Regions from separate parts of the Homo sapiens genome. Here region 2 is linked to region 1. Evidence: chromatin loops called from intact Hi-C (ENCODE). Cell type or tissue: uterus. All regions are shown on one strand.

Region 1 (2,500 bases):
TCCTACCCTAGCCACAGTGGCAACCACTTTGAACTCTGTGTTTGTGAATTCTAAACAGTAGGCACCAGCTCTCCATTATGAAAGGTAAGACAGACCACCCACACTGCCCACCACTTCCTTTCTTCTCTGCCTCTATCCCAGGGTTGTTTTTTTTTTTTTTTTTTTTTTTTTGAGATGGAGTCTCACTGTGTTGCCCTTCCAGGCACTTATGAGGAGTGTGCAGTGGTGTGATCTCGGCTCACTGCAACCTCCACCTCCTGGGTTCAAGCAATCCTCCCAACTCAGCCTCCTGAGTAGCTAGGATTATAGGCATGCACCACCACACCTGGCTATTTATTTATTTATTTATTTATGTATTTTTAGTAGAGACAGGGTTTCACACTATGTTGGCCAGGTTGGTCTCAAACTCCTGACCTCAAGTGATTCGCCTGCCTTGGCCTCTCAAAGTGTTAGGAGTATAGGCATAAGCCACCACGCCCAGCCCATCCCAGGTTTTATAGTACATACATGTTTTTGTTTTTACTTATCCTCTCTATATCAATCAATCAATCTATCTATCTATTTTTTATTTATTTATTTTTTGAGACAGGCTCTCACTCTGTCACCCAGGCTGCAGTGTGTGATCATGACTCACTGAAGCCTTGACCTCCGGTGCTCAAGTGATCCTCCCACCTCAGTCTCCTGAGTAGCTGAGACTATGGGCACACACCACCACACCCAGTTAATTTTTTTTTTTTTTGTAGAAACAGGGCCTCACTATTTTGCCCAGGCCAGTCTCAAGCTCCTAGCTTCAAGCAGTCCTCCCACCTTGACCTCCCAATGTGTTGGGACTACAGCCGTGAGCCAAGATGCCAGGTGTTTTTACTTATCTTTATGACTTTATCTTTCAAAATTCCAAACACACATTCACCTTGACCCAGCCATCCCACTTCCAGAAACATCTAATGATACTCCCACCTGTGCAAATAATCTGTGCAGGTGGCCATTGCCTACGTGGTCTGTAACAGCAAACTACTCAGGTGCCCATCTTACGTACTCATAAGAAATAATCTTCAAGGTGTATTTTTATGTGAAAAGAGAAGCTGCACAACAGCAAGCAGAGCTTGTTACCATTTATGAGAAAAGAAGACAAACATACGTGCTTGTGTGTTTGTGCTCTGGAAGGGCTTATGAGGAAAGAATAACATTGGCCGGGAGGGAGAGAGACGGCTGGGTGGACATGGGCCCTGGGGACTTTTTTTTTTGTTTTTTTTTGAGAGGGAGTTTCGCTCTTGTCACCCAGGTTGGAGTGCAATGGAGCGATCTCAGCTCACTGCAACCTCCGCCTCCTGGGTTCAAGCGATTCTTGTGCCTCAGCCTCCCAAGTAGCTGGAATTACAGGTATGCACCACCATGCCCAGCTAATTTTTGTATTTTTAGTAGAGATGGGGTTTCACCATGTTGGCCAACCTGGTCTCGAACTCCTGACTTCAGGTGATCCACCTGCCTCAGCCTCCCAATGTGCTGGGATTACAGGTGTGAGCCACTGTGCCCAGCCCCTGGGGACTTTTTATTAAGAGAGAGGATTCTTCTCTCCTCCTGGCCAGTTAAGCCCAGCTCTGGATATGCAGCCACAGGAGGCCAGCCTCTCCAACTGCAGTTTGCCCCAGACGAGGACAAGCATGGCCCCTGTTTCATGGAGGAGTTGAGGAATCACATCAGACTCAGAACAATGTGCAGATAGGGGACCCCTGCACCCCCTGCCTCCATCATCCAGAAATATGACCCACCCTGGGGCTTGGGGATGACGCCTGCCAGCATGCTCTAAAGGGCTCAAAAAAGTCCTGGTTCTAACATGCAGCTAGTTCACTTTAGAAACTCAATTAATTCACAAGAGGAAATGGCCATAGAGATTTCTACATGGAAAAAAAAAAAAAGGGAATGTAAAATCAGAAGATCACTACTACCAAAATACCTGACAGAAGAGAAAAAACAACAAAGATGCTACTGAGGTTTTTGGTTTGTTTGTAGAGATAGGGATCTTGCTATGTTGCCCAGGTTGCTCGAACTCCTGGCCCCAAAGTGATCCTCCCACTTTGGCCTCCCAGAGTGCCTGACAAGACTGCTATCCTGTTGGAAGAGCTCTGGACCTGGCTTGGAGATGTGGGCTCCCTCTGGATTCTGCTGTCACTGACAGCTCTCGGGTCTCACCCAGGTGAGCTCTGGACTCCTTCCTGTGTTGCCTTGGCGGATCCCAGACAGCTCTGTGCCCAGAAAGCCCCCCTCCGGCTGTCAGGGCTGTGTCCCCCAGAACTGCACAGTGCCCAGGGCATCGCTCACTGGGGCAGTTCCACTTCCTAGGCCCAGATGCATGGGTTGAATCATGGCCCGCCTAAAAGATGTTGAAGTCCTAACTCCCAGTATCTGTGAATGTGAATTAGGGTCTTTGCAAGGACCTATTTGCAAAGGTAGCCTGAGGACCTGAGGTTACCTTGACTGCCGCTAAGCCCTGAGGTGGTGG
Region 2 (2,500 bases), 270 kb after region 1:
CTGGATCCTCAACACGCCTCACGATGACAGGACCCCTCTTGCTGCTTAGGGAGCTGCCCCAAGTCTCTTGAGGCCTGGGGCCCAGGACCACTGAGGTGGGGTCTTCACTGCGGAGTCCCTGGGGTCTGCCCCAGGCCCACTGTCTGGCACCCACGTCTCATCCTAGCTGGACTCACAGCAGCCTCTGCCTGGGTTCCCGCCTCAGTCTCCCTCTTGCCAATCCAGTGTTGTTCTAACTGCAGATCAAAAATATTCAGGGAGAGAGGAAGCCAATGTAGAGGATTGCAAACAGCATTGTTCATAGAACAAATGAGCCAGAATAGAAGCAGAACAGAACACGCCAGAACGAGCTGCACATGGCAAGGGCGACTGCAGCTCACAAGCCTGGGCTGCGAGTGTGCACACTAGGTCTCTATGTATGGGAATTTGAGAAAGTTTGAATGACGTGGCTCTAACTCACCACCGTGCCACTCCCCAGTTACAACTTTCGGGATGGACTTCAGACCCCTCAGCACAGCACTAAAAACCCCTCCAGACCTGGCCCCTGTCTACCCACCCACCTGGCCCACAGCCAACTCCAACCACACTGAGCCACTGGGTACTGCAAACTCTGCCAGGAGCTCCCATACCTGCCTGGAATGCAAGAGCCTCCCTCCTCTCTCCAGGCCTCCTTCCCTCCCTCCTTTCCCTCCCGCAGCTTCCACTCTCCCACAGACTCCTACAGATCCCTTACCCTTCAAGGGAAAGGCCACCTCCTCTTTGGTGTCTCCCTGATTCCCCAGCAGCCTTGGGGGCTCCCGGCCCGGTGCTCATGCTACATGGTGTACACTTTGCATAACACGGTCACCCCCACCAGCCAGTGGGGTCATTGTTTTCATGCCTCCCCGCCCTTCCCCCAGTGGGCAGCTAGGACTTCCCTCGAGGGGCTGGCTGAGCTCCTTGGTGCTCAATGTCGTACCATTTACTGACGGCAAGTGCAGGCTGACACCGGGGCCTCTCCCAGGTGACCCTCTCCACATGCTGACCCTCCCTGGGTAAAGACAACCTCCTAGATTCTATAGAAGCAAAGATATAAATATCTCCGGAGCCCTTCCGTTCAAAAGGAAGTAGAAGCCCTACAATTTCTCAACAACTTGGCTATTAAAAATAGGAATTCCACCTACACACCAGAACAGTTTGTTGCGGATCATGGAAGGGCCAGAATCGTGAGGTCACATGTGTTTGGGACTGAGAAAGCTGCTGGACCCAAAAGCTGAGCACTGTAAGAAGGCAGGCAGCTGTCTGCAGCTGGTGCTACAGCCCCGAGGCCCCAGAAATCTCTAGAACCACAGGGATGCCGAATGGTACTCTGCCAAGAGTTTTATAAAACTCACTTCCCCACCACATCATGTGAACATCTGCACAGCACAGGTTCCAAAGGAAATTGAAAAAGAAATAAATCGTGCATTAGCAAGCGTATCTGAGACCTCGTCTCTGACCTTGGAAGAGTGTGAGGAGATGCCTCAGACGCCGGCTCCTGCTGCCACCTCCTCCCACTCCCCGTCCTCAAAACAGAGCCCCAGACCCGGCCCAGAGTTGGGGTCCCCTGAGGATTCAGTCTTCCACATTCATTTCCTGGCCCTCAAGGCCTGAAGCTCCATCCTTCCGCTACCCCCTTGGGTTACAGGAGAGTCCCCAACAGGCGCTGTGCGTGAATAGTGATGGCAGAGCGGACATGCATTCTGTCAGATCCACAGCCACTCCAGAGACAGCCTTGGTGGAGACGGGAGAGGAGGAAGGGGAAGAAAGTGGGCAGAGGGGCCGGGTGTGGTGGCTCACGCCTGTAATCCCAGCACTTTGGGAGGCCAAGGCGGGCGGATCACAAGATCAAGGGATCGAGACCATCCTGGCCAACATGGTGAAACCCCGTCTCTACTACAAATACAAAAATTAGCTGGACACGGTGGTGCACACCTGTAGTCCCAGCTACTCGAGAGGCTGAGGCAGGAGAATTGCTTGAACCCAGGAGGCGGAGGTTGCAGTGAGCCAAGATCGTACCACTGTACCACCTGGCGACAGAGCAAGACTCCGTCTCAAAGAAAAAAAAAAATTGTGCAGAGGTAGCGAGCCCCACTGATGACTCCCACTCTGGGGGCCAGGGACTCCAGTCATGATCTCAACCAGGCCCCCCCAGTGCAACCTGCACGTTACCGTGTCAGACACAGCAGCTTCCCCTGCGGGTCACTCACTCGCTCATTCATTCAACAACACTGAGAGTGCCTGGCCAGGTGCTGGCTGAGCACACCGGAGGACACGGACCCCATCCCTGCCCTCAGGGCACTCAGCTGGAACAAGGCATCAGAAAAGTGTACGATTCTGTGCACTTTGGATAGTATGAAAAAGCGAAGTGGTAAACACTTGGGGCCATGAGGGCTCTGAGGAGGCCCCTAATCTGGCCTCACTGGGTCTGAGGAGGTTCCCAGGGAAAGTGACCTGTAAGTTGAGACCTGAAAGATCAGGA

What was found. Peaks named below come from ENCODE experiments on the same cell type or tissue, not always from the same donor. Only the 100,000 strongest peaks of a DNase experiment are listed, where the experiment ranks them.
Region 2: a loop joins it to region 1, with 4 times the contacts of the local background. A loop is called at or near these places in 56 of 110 quality-filtered maps.

What each region holds. Positions count from the first base shown.
Region 1 is chr2:10,416,118-10,418,617 of GRCh38, reverse strand. The region is part of intron 2 of HPCAL1 (hippocalcin like 1); the gene reads right to left. LOC124905972 (a long non-coding RNA gene) reads left to right here and starts at 153. Exons shown (of 3, transcript XR_007086211.1): 1 at 153-2,500. In uterus, no CTCF peak of the experiment used is centred here; no DNase peak of the experiment used is centred here.
Region 2 is chr2:10,143,264-10,145,763 of GRCh38, reverse strand. It overlaps a transcript of RRM2 not described here. Among named protein-coding and RNA genes, the nearest start is that of RRM2, 22 kb to the right of the region's middle. RefSeq lists an enhancer at 2,434-2,500. In uterus, no CTCF peak of the experiment used is centred here; a DNase peak (open chromatin) is centred at 1,253; H3K27ac peaks cover 1,153 bases.